4 separate regions of the Homo sapiens genome follow, and all the other regions are linked to region 1. The links are chromatin contacts, found by Hi-C or POLR2A ChIA-PET in ENCODE. All regions are on one chromosome and are shown on one strand. Each heading gives the region's core, a stretch centred on a gene start or an enhancer-like site at or near the end of the contact. The rest is flanking DNA. Distances are from core to core; before and after follow the strand shown. Region 1 holds the start of ASB6 (ankyrin repeat and SOCS box containing 6). Region 2 overlaps MIGA2 (mitoguardin 2). Region 3 holds the start of ZDHHC12-DT (ZDHHC12 divergent transcript). Region 4 overlaps NCS1 (neuronal calcium sensor 1).

What was found. A loop is a pair of places that touch in the nucleus more often than their neighbours do. ChIA-PET counts read pairs that join two places held with the same protein, here RNA polymerase II (POLR2A). Pooled maps may share reads with other maps.
Region 2: a loop to region 1 is called in a pooled map, with 3 times the contacts of the local background. The contact joins the enhancer-like site here to the promoter of ASB6 in region 1. A Hi-C loop is called at or near these places in 1 of 50 pooled maps. POLR2A ChIA-PET finds 5 or more read pairs at or near these places in 2 of 52 experiments (H1 and endothelial cell of umbilical vein).
Region 3: a pooled map shows a loop between it and region 1 (12-fold over the local background). The contact joins the promoter of ZDHHC12-DT here to the promoter of ASB6 in region 1. A Hi-C loop is called at or near these places in 5 of 50 pooled maps.
Region 4: a map with no recorded cell type shows a loop between it and region 1 (11-fold over the local background). The contact joins the enhancer-like site here to the promoter of ASB6 in region 1. A Hi-C loop is called at or near these places in 7 of 37 single-sample maps with no recorded cell type and 7 of 50 pooled maps.

What each region holds. Positions count from the first base shown.
Region 1 is chr9:129,640,824-129,643,950 of GRCh38, forward strand. It overlaps ASB6 (ankyrin repeat and SOCS box containing 6), which reads right to left and starts at 1,328. Exons shown (of 6, transcript NM_017873.4): 1 at 1,064-1,328. The coding sequence starts at 1,176. RefSeq lists an enhancer at 1-388 and a silencer at 1,095-1,694.
Region 2 is chr9:129,068,326-129,071,668 of GRCh38, forward strand. It overlaps MIGA2 (mitoguardin 2), which reads left to right. Exons shown (of 16, transcript NM_001329990.2): 13 at 1-7; 14 at 751-804; 15 at 1,524-1,640; 16 at 1,922-3,343. The coding sequence ends at 2,128. Among named protein-coding and RNA genes, the nearest start is that of DOLPP1, 11 kb to the right of the region's middle. RefSeq lists enhancers at 1,432-1,571, 2,519-3,343. Within about 2 kb of position 1,251, at least 18 of the 41 ENCODE cell types and tissues checked have a DNase peak (open chromatin) inside an H3K27ac peak, as active enhancers do.
Region 3 is chr9:128,722,898-128,726,052 of GRCh38, forward strand. ZDHHC12-DT (ZDHHC12 divergent transcript) reads left to right here and starts at 1,565. Exons shown (of 2, transcript NR_046240.1): 1 at 1,565-1,738. ZDHHC12 (zDHHC palmitoyltransferase 12) reads right to left here and starts at 1,230. Exons shown (of 5, transcript NM_032799.5): 1 at 1,097-1,230. The coding sequence starts at 1,196. RefSeq lists a silencer at 1,119-1,598.
Region 4 is chr9:130,234,965-130,237,925 of GRCh38, forward strand. NCS1 (neuronal calcium sensor 1) reads left to right here. Exons shown (of 8, transcript NM_014286.4): 8 at 1-2,339. Among named protein-coding and RNA genes, the nearest start is that of MIR12126, 4.9 kb to the right of the region's middle. RefSeq lists an enhancer at 1,988-2,547. Within about 2 kb of position 1,332, at least 10 of the 41 ENCODE cell types and tissues checked have a DNase peak (open chromatin) inside an H3K27ac peak, as active enhancers do.

The sequences.
Region 1 (3,127 bases), core at 78-2,577:
CAGGGCCCTGGCTCTGTGGGTCACAGGGGCTTGGGGGAAGCTCTGAAGTAGAGAGAGGGCCACGCTGCATCTCTTAATACGGGAGCAGACTGGGATTTGCGGAGAATGGGCTGGGTCTGTCTGCGCTCTCCTCCCGCGTTGCCCAGAGTCCGGTCGCAGACTTAGGTACAAAGCCTCACACACCTGGGCTGCTGGGACTGAAGGGACCACCAGCCTGGAGGCCAAGAGCCCAAGCCCGACTTTGATGCTTCTTCCTCAGAAAGCCCTTCCATCCTCAAACCCGCAGGACCCCAGCCCCGGCAACACCTGCAGCCAGGACAGCAACACAGCCTCCTCCCTCCCCTCACATTGAGACCTTCAGCTGATATTGATGAAGAAAGCCTACGTTTCCACCAGAGTCCCTGGATGGCGAGACTCATCATTACCACGTGTTGGAAATACCAACTGACAACCCCCTCAACACCTGAGCCGAGCCCCTTCCTTCTGCTCTCCCCTCCCTTCCACCTCGCGTGCCGCCGTACAATTACTTGTCAGTCTCTCCTCTGGAGCACATGCGCCAAGAAGGCGGGGGTTTTGCTGAGCCACTGATGGACCCCAGGTGCCTAGTACCATGGGCAGTGAATGCAGATTCGCTCCCGACCCCTTTCCTGCAGGTCCACGACAGACCAGCTCTTGTCTATAAAAACGCAAACTCTGCTACAAAAGCCCACCTTCACACTGCTCTGGGGTAACATCTGAGGCCTCACGGATTCCACCCTGCTCCTCTGCCACGCCGGGGGGTGGCACAGGACAGGCAGGCGACAGGGTGGGGCTGAGGCGCAGGCCCTGCGACAACCCGCGGGCCTCCGCCCTCGGGCCCTCCCCGCCCTTCGTCTCCGCCATGCAAGGGGCAGGAGTGGGATCCGCGCGGGGCAGCGCGCACTCCGAGCCACGCAACCCCGGCTTCCGCCCGTCCCTTCCTCTGTCAAGGGGGACGCATCCACCCCGCCCGGCTTGTGGTGATAAAGTGGGACGCTGCGGGGTCGGAGCGGCCTCGGCCAGCTCACGGGAGGGGGTGAGTTACCGGTCCAGAGACTCCTGCCGCTCGGGGTCCTGGATCCCCAGGGAGCCCAGAATCGCATCCACCAGCGGCTGGTACTCGAAGATGATCCTCCGGAAGCCGTGCAGGAACGGCATCGCCGCGGGCCCCGCGCAGCAGGGCCGTCGCGCTTTCTGCCGAGGCCGAGATGCCCAGACGCCGACCGGAACGCTCCGGCGGCCGCGGACCCCACCTGCTCCGCCAGTCCAGCCCCTGCGCCCGGCCGGGTCCGCTCCTCAGTCCAAGCCGCGCCCCCGCCGGAAGTGACCCTCGTACTTCCTGCCCGCGCCGACTCAGGGTGGGCCATATGGCGACAGCGCCCCCTGCGGGCTCGGAGGACCTCGGCGCGTCCTGGGGCACGACCGCCAGGCCGACTCGGGCGATGTCCAGTGGGCGGCCCCAGCGGAGTGGGAGAGTGGAGGATCGAGCCAAGCCAGATCCGAGACTCAGGCGGGTCCGCCCCTTCCTGCCAGGGCCCGGCCCGGCTCGGCTTCGCCCTGCGATCCCGCCCGCGACCGCTGGGCGCCGTCCGAGTTCCGCCGGTCGTGCTCTCGGCCCTGCCGCTGCCCCACTGGCCCTGGGCGCCCCTGAGAGCTGTGGTCATCAGACACTGCCCCTTCCGGTTCGGGCTGGCCCTCGCCTTCCCTGAAGAGGGGCTGGGCCACCTCTGTCACCACCCGGCCCGCTGACTGGAATGATGAGGACCAGGGTACTCGCACGTCCCCTCCTCAGTTTCTTATTCTCTGTCCCGGGGAGCACCTGGCCAGGACGGCTGCTAGCCCTCTCCACCTCTGCCTTGATGGACTCAGTGAATCTTGTTTTTTGTTGTTGTTGTTTTTGTTTTTTTGGGGGACGTAGTCTCGCTCTGTTGCCCAGGCTGGAGTGCAATGGCACGATCTCGGCTCACTGCAACCTCCGCCTCCCGGGTTCAAGCGATTCTCCTGCCTCAGCCTCCCGAGTAGCTGGGATTACAGGCGCTGGCCACCACGCCCAGCTTATTCTTGTATTTTTAGTAGAGACAGGGTTTCACCATATTGGCCAGGCTGGTCTCGAACTCCTGACCTCGTGATCCTCCCACCTCGGCCTCCCAAAGTGCTGGGATTACAGGCATGAGCCACGGTGCCCAGCCCGAATCTTGTGTATTTTTTAGAGACAGGGTCTCACTCTGTCTCCCAGGCTGGAGTGTAGTGTAGTGATCATGACTCACTGCAGCTTTGAACCCCTGGGCTCAGGTGATCCTCCCGCCTCAGCCTCCCGAGAAGCTGGGAACACAGGAGTGTGCTACCGCCTGTCTCTGAACTTGGATTTCCTCATCTGTAAAATGGGTAGAATCCCCAGCACTTTGAGAGGCCGAGGCAGGTGGATCACCTGAGGTCAGAAGTTCGAAGCTGCAGACCGGCCTGGCCAATATGATGAAACCCTGTCTCTACTAAAAATACAAAAATTACCCGGGCGTGGTGGCAGGCGCCTGTAATCCCAGCTACTTGGGAGGCTGAGGCAGGAGAATTGCTTGAACCCGGGAGGCGGAGGTTGCAGTGAGTGGAGATCGCACCATCACACTCCAGCCTGGGCAATAAGAACGAAACTCTGTCTCAAAAAGAAAAAAAAAAAGTATAATCACACTCACCTGAGATGCTGGAGCCAGCGCACTGTAATTGTTGGTGGAAGTGGAATTCAGTGGGAAGGAGCCAAAACCCTCTGGTTCAGGAAGAAGGGGCGGAGTGGGCAGCCGGGTTTAAGCCCCTTTAGGGCAACACCAGCTTGGGCTTCCTAGAAGCAGCTCCAGGCCGCAGAGTCCACAGCTGCCAGCACGTTTCTGCCTTGGTTCTCGCTGTAGGAAAGAAATTTCTCCCTGGGTGAAATCGGGAAATTCTGCTCACATGGAAATGGACATTTCCAGCTTGCCTTGGAAAAACCACTTTTCTGGAGTCGAGGCACCTCCCCTTGGGCCATGCATTTGAGCCTCCTCTCCCACCTGGAGTCTGCGTGGGGGGGCCTTGATGCCTTCTTGCTTCTGGGAAGCTGATGATGAAGAGGGGTTTCCCGCCC
Region 2 (3,343 bases), core at 1-2,500, 570 kb before region 1:
GGAGACGGTGGGTCACTGCCCTGCTCTCAGACCCACACTTGCTCACATCAGCCCGTGTGGTTGCCTGGCTCCGTCCCCTCTGTCCCTAGCACTGGCACCAGGGCTGGGCCCCCACCCCCTAGATCCGCGGCTGCCAGGCCTGGGAGACCAGAGTCTGCCCTGGAGAAGCCTCCAGGGTGCCCCGTTGCTGCCTGGTGCCCCAGTTTAGAACCAACATGGTGTGCGCTTTCTTCCTATTGTGTGGTTTTACTTTTGTGCTGGTATGAATTCGATTCCATTTTAATGCATCCTGTTAAATCAAGTTAAAAGAGGGGAAAGCAAAACCAAAAGGAAAAAAAGGCACAGAGTGAGAGACAACCCAGCACAGGACCCCCAGGAAGGCAAGCAGTAACGCTCCAGCAGCCGGGCTGTGCTGCCTGGGCCCAGGCTTCTGCGAGGTGGTTTACAGGCGGGAACCATTGCTCCCACAACCACCAAAGGAGGTGGGAGTGCTGTGTTGTGCCCCTTTACAGAAGAGGAGACCGAGGCTCAGAGAAGATCCAGCAGTAAGATTAGAGTCAAGATTCAAGTTTAGGTATGTCTGAGTCCAAAATCAGAGGAGGAAGCAGCAGAGCTTAGGCACCTGGCCCCATCTTCCTGCTTGGAGTGGGGTGAGCTGGGTTTAAGGGCTTGGTGCTGGGCTGGCAGAGGGCGAGGGGCTGTGGGCTAGGCCCATTTTGACACCCGGGGGACATCCTATTTTTGATGTAGGCCTTGGCCACTGCTTGCTGGTCGGTCCTGAAAGCCAAGAGGAGGCTGCTGATGGTGAGTGACTGGCAGGCCCGGGGGAGCACGAGCTGGGCTCTGAGGCAGCGTGGTGGGGAGCGGAGCGGGTGCAGGGTGGCTCGCTGGGCCACTTGGCCTTCACCGCTCACAGTCCTGGCCCCCTTGTTCCGCCGTTACCTCTCCCTGTGCCAGGAGCTCCCTGGAGGCTCGTGTAGACCCACTTCCTCTCCTCCCCAGGCCCAGCACAGAGCAGGCCACTGGGGAGGGGAACGGATACCCTAGGGTAGTGGCCACAGGGCTGGCAGCTGGCCTGGTGCAGGCGTCTCGGTGGGGGCAGGATACCCAGGAGCAAGCAGAGCCCTGTCCCTCCTGCCCTTTCCCCGCCCCAGTCAGGCCCCTGTAATCTCCGCTCCCAGGCAGCGACTGGCTGTGCTATCTGGCCTGTGGTTTGTCGTTCCCCTCTGCGGGCCAGGCTCTGTTGCCTAGCTGATACCAGCTGCCGTGGCCACGTGCTCCAGGCACTTCCCGCGGAGCCACTATGGCCCCACCTCTTGCAGTACTCACAGCGGCCCATGGTTACCCTGTCTGCAGAAGTTAAAATGGGCTTCGAAAGCTTGAGTCACTGCCCAGGGTCATCTAGCAGGAAAGTACATGAGCTGGGGCGACCTCTAAAGCCCAGCCCTTTATGCGACACCTGGGCCTGGTGCCCTCATCCTACCTGGGCCCCGCCTGGCCCCTCAGCCTTGTGCCCACCGCAGGTGCCTGATGGCTTCATCTCCCATTTCTACTCCGTATCGGAGCATGTGAGCCCTGTCCTAGCCTTCGGCTTCCTTGGACCCAAGCCTCAGCTTGCTGAAGTCTGTGCTTTCTTCAAGGTAAACAGAGAGCAGTTCTCGTTCTTTCCTGACCCTTGCCCTGAGCACAGGCGCCCTGGGAGGTGCCAGGAATGGGATGAGGGCCTGGGCCTGGGCCTGCTCCCAGAGAGAGGGCAGAGCCAGACCCACATGGGTCCAGAGGAAGCAGTGGGAGGGAGGAGCCTGGGGATGGAAAGGACCGGCTGGGGCTCTGGTGGTGGACAAGGGGACTTCAGGTAACCTGGGGGGCATCATGGTGGGCAGTGGCTGGGCCAGGCCTGACACCAGCCCTGCTCCCCCAGCACCAGATTGTGCAGTACCTGAGGGACATGTTCGACCTGGACAATGTGCGCTACACGTCACTGCCCGCGCTGGCAGACGACATCCTGCAGCTGTCCCGGCGCCGCAGCGAGATATTGCTGGGGTACCTGGGGGTGCCCGCGGCCAGCAGCGCAGGCGTGAATGGGGCGCTGCCCCGAGAGAATGGGCCCCTGGGGGAGCTGCAGTAGAGGCGGCACGGGCTGGGGGGTGGCAGAGAGAAGGCTCCTCCTCCCTTCCCTGGGTTGGTATCTGACAGCTGTGGTGGCTGAGGGCCGTTGCCCCTGACTTTGCCCCACCCCCATCATCTGGGAGTCCCCAAGGCCCAGAGGGGACATTTCCATGGAGAAGAACGGTTCCTGGGGGAAGCAGAGGCCAGGACCAGTGGGGCCTGTGGGAGAGAAAGGCTGTGAGAGAGGGGGTTGTTGTGGAGAATTGGGACAGGCAGAGCCAGGATGCCCCAGGTGGGGGACCCCAAAACCTCCCATCGCTCCAGGGCTGCTGACAAGGGTGCTGGGAGGGTGGAGGTGAAGGATGGGGCCTAGAGCCCTGTGGTGAAGGTCACAGTGTCCTGAGCTAGAAGCCACCTGTGGCTATATGGTCTCAGCATCCAGCTGGCCTGTCCTGATGCCCTCCCCACCTCAACCGCCTTCTCAGAGAGTTTGCAACTCCAGAGAAGGAGAGTGGGGCCACCTTAGTGGGCAGCAGGCCTGGGCCATCCAGAGATGGGGCAGAGGTGGGCCTCCCACTCCTGTGCTCTCTTCTGAGCAGGAACTGGGCCCTTGACAGTGTCCTTTGACATTCCCTCGCCCTACCAAAGATCGTCTTTTCTCCTCCCACCTCTGTCACCACCAAAGACGGGCGGAGGTGGGGCTGGGCCCTCCTGCCCCCGCCCATCCCCCTTCCATGAGCCCAGACCTCCCTGGGTGGTGCTAGGCTCTGAGCTGGGGGCTCAGACCAGGGATCGCTCAGGCCCCTGTCACCTGTGGGCCCGGGGACCACTTGGGGGAGGTCAGAGGATGTATGTGGCCGGACCAGCTTCCCCACCTTCATTAGGACAAGAAACTGCCCAGCACTTTGCCTTCAGTTCAACGCACAAACGCTCCTGGGGCCTCATGGGGGCAGAGCCTCCCCTGGGCCTGCAGAGAGTCCTGTTAGCAGCGACGTCCCCCCGCCGCGGGGTCCTGTCAGCCCGGCAGTGTCTTCTCAGTGTCTTCACCTGAGCGAGTGTCTGTGGCCCCAACGCGTTCTGCTGTGGCTCTGCCCTTTCCAGGTTGAGAGGCCTGCAGGAGAAACACACTCCCCTCCTGGGTTTCCACACTCAGGAGGTCAGAGGACTGGCTCCTGTGACCAGGGCCCCTCTCCCCTGAATGGGAAAGGGGTCTGGGGATGGGAGGGCGCACCAC
Region 3 (3,155 bases), core at 315-2,814, 920 kb before region 1:
AGGAATGGACAGGGGGCTGCTGGGTCAAGGGAGCCAGACCTGACTGGATGTGGGAGAGAGGGAAGAGGGGTCCAGCGTCTCTGGCTCTGCAATGGTGAGAGACTGGTTAGGTCTGAAATGCCTGAGAGAGATACAGTGGGAAGGGTGCAGCTGGCAGGCTCAGATGCTGCAGAGGGGCATACGGAAGGGTCCAGCAGGCTTCAGCCCAGGGAGGTGACAGGATTTTGGGGAGGTAGGGTGCAGGGCAAGGAGTGAGGGGGCATGAGACCACCAGACAGCAGAGTGTAGACAAATCCTGTGTCCCTTGGTTGTAAGGGGGAGCAGAGAAGAAAGGGTGGGTTTTGAGGGGGGTTTTCTGATACGGAGACCTGAGCAAGTTTTTAGGCTAAAGGGTGAAGGTGGTGGAGGAGGTCTGTCTTGGGAGGAAAGCCAGAAGGGGCCCCAGTCCAGAAACTGAGGCTGGACCGCCATGGAAGGAGGGCTGGGGTCTGCTGTGGGGGACAGTGGGGGAGGCTGCCTGTGGCAGGTGAGGCGCTGGGTAGGGGGCTACTAAGAGGAATGAGGGAAATGGAGGTGGGTGGGTGGGTGAATCTGTGGGAAGATGGGAGACAGGCCGCACCCCATGGAGTGTTCTCTGGCCTGAGGGTTTGCCTGGACTTGGGCAGCTAGTGGCCATGGGGGTGTGGGGGGTGTGGGTGTGGGCAGAATGCCAATCTTTGCATCTAGTTGAGCCTCCTAATCGTATGGATAGGAAGATTTGGGGTCAGTTCCTGGGAAGGATCATGTGGGTCCCAGGATCAGGGGACATGGGGCTCAAGTCGGTCCTTGGATCTGGTGGGCACCGGCTGGGTCCTGGGATGGACAGGGCATTTGGCAATGATCAGGAAGATGCTGGGATTAATTAGGGATCAACGGGGTATCAGACAGAGAGCAGGTGGCTCTTGGAATGATAGATGGGGAGAGGGCTTCAGGAGCTGGTGGAGATCGGGCCAATCCCAGGATCTCCAGGGATTAGGCGGGAGACCCAGTGTGACCAGAACGTCTGGGGAAGTACGCGGGATCGGGTGGGTCCGGGGTCGCTCGGGGTCCGGCTCACCGGTATCGTGCAGGAAGAGCACCAGCGTGATTCCCCAGGTCAGCACGGTGTGCCCGGTCCGCACCAGGACCCCAGGGCTGAGGAGCGCCCAGGGCGCCATCGCCTCGGCCCGGGGCCCCACCCGGAAGAAGCGCCCAGAGGGGCGGGCCCTCCGAGGGAGGGGAACGCCGCCGCCCGGGGACTGGTGGATCTAGGCGTTGGGCGGGGCCGGACTGGGTCAGGGAGGCTGCCTATTGGATGGCATCTGCGGCCGAATGGACCCTCAAGCCAACAGGTGCCTGAAGAGGCTGAGGGTGGGGCCGGCGCGCGCGCAGCTGGTAACTCCCTCAACTCCAGCCCCACCCGCCAGGTAACTTTTGAAAGCGCCGGAGCGCGCGCGCACCTCCCCCGCGCTCCGCTGTGCCCTCCCCCGCGTTCCCCTGTGCCCGCCCTCGCAGCCTCGCGCATGCGCGTAGCTCCCTGGGCGCTTCGAAGATCCAGCGGCTTGCTGTGAGTCCGGGAGGCAAAATTGTACCCATTTCAAAGATGTGATGACTAAAGTCTCGAGAGGGCCAAGGCTCGCCCAAGGTTGCTCTGTGGTGACAGCTTTACCTCCTTGCTATGTATTCTCAGATATTGCAAACGGACGAGAGAAAAGTGGAGGTACGTGGTGCACATTCTGACTATGGGTGATCCAACTTAGGCGGGAGTCAGAAATCCCAGCACTGCCCCTTCCTACCTGTGTGACCCTGGGCGAGTTACTGAGCCCCTCTGAGCTGTTTTCTGTCTCTATAAGGGGGATTACAATAGTGTCTTCCTCCTAAGGTGTTTGGGAGGATTAAATAATGGAAGCGCCTTGTCTAGCACGGGACTGTCTTGCCTCTCCTGCTGTGAGCCACCACCTACAGGCGGACTTTCCTCACCGGAGGCTGCAGGCTGTCCTCCTTCCCTGTGTCCCCAGGGCCTTCTCCACTCAGCCCCGCCTTTCCACAGCACCTCCCACTGATACCAGCATCCTCCTCCGCCTCCCTCTGATTGGCCCCATCCCAGCTCCTCCAGGATACTCCTCTGACATCTGTTGTTTTTCTCAGCTCAACATCCTTTTTTTGGTTGGGGAATCGACTTCCCATCCCATGTGATTGGAGGGACTGCCCCTCACCCCATAGGATGGCGAGCGGCAGGCTGTGGGCTTTCGACTCTGCAGAACCAATCACAGGCCTTCCATGAGATTACTGTCTAGATGCTGAGAGGAAGGAGCATTCTTTTGGATCTCAAGCCTAAGGAATGGGATATAAGGCAACTGGGAGCCGTCTTTACGCTGGGCGGAGAGGGCTTACCCTGTCTGTGGCTGGAGAAAATGAGACCAACTTATAAAGACACATAGAGATGGATAAGCAGCACTAAAGGAGGGAGCAAGAGATGGTCTGAACAACATTGTCTGAGCCCTCTAGATCCGGCTGTCCCTGAAGCTGATACTGACTCTGCATCCCCTGGTTGCAAGAGTCAATGAATGCCCACCTTTTTTTTTTTTTTTTTTTTGAGACAGAGCCTCACTCTGTTGCCTAGGCTGGAGTGCAGTGGCGCGATCTGGGCTCACTGCAACCTCCACCTCCCAAGTTCAAGTGATTCTCCTGCCTCAGCCTCCCAAGTAGCTGGGGTTACAGGCACATGCCACCACGCCCAGCTAATTTTTGTATTTTTAGTAGAGACAGGGTTTCACTATGTTGTCCAGGCTGGTCTCGAATTCCTGACTTCAAGTGATCTGCCTAACTCAGCCTCTCAAAGTGCTGGGATTACAGGTGTGAGCCACCATGCCTGGCCCCAATTCCCACCTTTGACTAGCCTGAGTAGATGTTTGAGTTGGGTGTCTGTCATTTGCAGCTAAGTCTTGACTACTGCACTGGGTGCAGGATCTGATGTGCTCAGTGGGGACATCCAGCACATTATCCACTCAGCACATAATTCTGAAGCTTCCGTGGGTTAGGCACTGTGCTAGTATCAAACATCCCAACACTAGTTCAAATAGTAAGGCCAGATTTTAATTAACAATATACTACTGATAGGGCGGAGAGCCCAGTGT
Region 4 (2,961 bases), core at 82-2,581, 590 kb after region 1:
GCAGGCCTCCAGCCCGAGGAAGGCCTCTGCCGTAGTGACGTTGCCGTGTGGGGCTGCGTGGCTGTTCCCCTTGGCTGGAGCATTCAGCCAACCCCAGCGTCCCCCCTGAGGCGTTCATTGGCAGCCCCCTAGGACTGCACGCTGGCCCCACGGTAACCCCCCCTCCCCCACCAACATCCTGCAGGGATGGGGTCAGTGGTTCCACCTTCACAGGCCACTTTGAAGGGTGGATTCTTTGAGGCCCCTGCCAGTCGGCTCCCTGCTCAGCTGCTGGCCCGGGCGACCTGGGACTCAGCACCAACGGCTGAAGTTTCTCAGCTGGGCTCTGACCTGGGGTCTGGGGCAGGGAACGAACATGGTGGCTTTGGGCTGAGAGGATGAGGGAGGTCTTTCCCAGGTCAAATTACTTTCCTTTGGCCTCTGCCTGAGGCTCGATTTGCCTCTCTGGTCCAATGGGACTGACACTGTTGTACAACCTGACCTGTGGCTGAGGGTGTCTGGGCTTAAGCATGTGGACCCCTTCGGTGTGTCCGGCCTTCCTCCATCGTCCTGCCCTTTGGCCTTTTGGTTTGAAGCCACAGGTGTGGCTTCTGGCCTTAGCAGATGGTATGCTTGCGGACCGCAGCCCAGCATGCCGGTGGGCCCACAGCCCGAGCCAGCCCAGAGCTGCCGGAAGGGCCGCCCTTCCCGGCCCTGGCGGGGTGCTGGACACTGGCCATTTTCACTAGAGTTTGCCTGGCAGGGACCGATCTCTGCCCCCTCCTCTCCCCAGGCCTCTGGCTGCAGTGATGCCGCAGAATCCTGAGCCAGGTGCCTCCTGAGCAGCCCGTGCGCCTCTCCACAGCGGCGTTTGCCACCCAATGCGGCTCGCTTCAGATGCTCTGATGCAGAGGGCACGCCCATAGTCCCTCTGCAGAGCCTCGCACTGGGGCCAGGGCAGGCACCAGCCCCAGGCGGCCAGTCGGCCACGGCCTGTCCTCTTCCTCGTAGCGTCTGCTCCTCACTTTGTGTTGATGGTGACTTAGGAGAATGTTCCGATTTTCCATGATCTAAGCAGGCCACGTTTAAAATAACATCAAGGCAAGCGTACGTGTCACCCTCTGTACTGACATCTCTTCCCCTGAAATGCTTTTCAGTTTGACAGCCCGTTTCCTAGACAAGTGCACCTGGGGTTTCAGGAACTTTGTGTTTTTTCGGAGGGGGTTGGTGGGGAGGTCGGGATGCCTGGGATCCCTTCCTGGAGAGGCAGGCTGTCTCTGGAAAAAGCCTCCATTGCCCACCCGCCAGGCGGAAAGTCACCCTGTTCCCAGCGCGGTTTCAGCATTTAATTTTAAGGGAGCTAAGGAAGCGCGGCGCGCCCCCTGGTGGTGGTAAGCCGCCAACGCACCTGGGGGCTGCAACCCCACCGGACGGGTGGTCCGGAGGGAGGCTGGAGCGGGGAGGCGAGGAGGGGGCTGTGAGTCCTCAGAGGCCCTGGGCCACCACATTTCTGGCAGCGTTTCCCAGACACCCCTCTGCTAGGCCATCCCTGGATAGCAAGTGAATTAACTTAAGGGCACTGTGATGGGAAGCCTTGCCCCCCTCTTTTTTTTTTTTTTTTAATATCTGCGGAATAAACCCAATGGTTAATTTTTGAATGAATAAAAGGCTTTTGTTGAATAAACAGCTGGTCCCATCTTCTGTCTTGGCATCTTAGCATCCAGGCTCAGGCTCTGCCCCTTCTCCAGGATGGGGTAGCCCCGAGTCGCCCTCCCCAGTCTGCACATTCCCTGTTGTCCCTGTTCCTGCAGTGGCTCCCGGCCCCAGGGAGGCCCACCTCACTCCCAGCCTGACTCGGTGGCTGGCTTCCTTCAGGACTTTGCGCAAGTCAGTTCTGCTCATTGGGTCTCAATTTCCCCATCCCTTGGATGGGAGCAAGAGTCTCTGCTGGGCCTGCCTCGCAGGGGCCTGGTGAGACCCAAATGTGAGTGTCATCATCAAAGCCCCTCACAGAAGTGGAGGACGGTGCCCAAGAGTAGCGGTTTGGACTGCTGCTGCCTCCCACCCGGAGCCTGCCACTTGGGGGAGAAATTGGTATAATGCTTGCAAAAACAAACAAACAAAAGGCAATGTCTTCTGGTTGTGGTTATTTCCTTTCCTGCTTGCCTCCCCAGCCCCCTTTGAGTCTCTTTTTGGGGTGCCGTCCTGTCTGAACCTGCCGGTGTGTGTCTCTGGGGCCAGGGTCAGGGCGAGGCCCAGGGGTGGACAGGGGCCGTGTAGCATGCCCCAGCCTCCCCAAGCTCCTGCTGTATGTCGTCCATGTCACGCCAATTAAACACGCTTCCTGGACTTGTCCTCGCCTCCCTGTGTGGGCCTGTTGCTTTGTCTGTTTACATTCTTCTCCGTTTCGTTTTAGGTTTCTTCCCTTTGTGACACCCTTTCTCTGGCTTTGGGTGTTGTCTTCCCAGTTTCCTGAAGAGAAAGAATGTGTAGGCCGGGTGCAGTGGCTCATGCCTATAATCCCAGCACTTTGGGAGGCCGAGTTGGGCGGATCACCTGAGGTCTGGAGTTCGAGACCAGCCTGGCCAACATGGTGAAACCCCGTCTCTACTAAAATACAAAAATTAGCTGGGTGTGGTGGCAGGCGCCTGTAATCCCACCTACATGGGAGCCTGAGGCAGGAGAATCACTTGAACCCGGGAGGCGGCGATTGGAGTGAGCTGAGACCACACCATGGCACTCCAGCCTGGGTGACAAGAGCGAGACTCCATCTCAAAAAAAAAAAAAAAAAAAAGAGAGAGAAAGAATGTGCAAAGTGAGAACCTTGAGTATACTTTTAAACCAGAAAAATCTGCAGGAGTGTTTCTGCGAGGCCTAGAGTTGAGTGGTGTGAGGCCCCGCCCACTGCCTCACCCACGACATCCCCTGACCTGCCTGTTTCATCTGGAGAGGGCGGCTGCTGCTTTAAAAATGTCTGAAAAC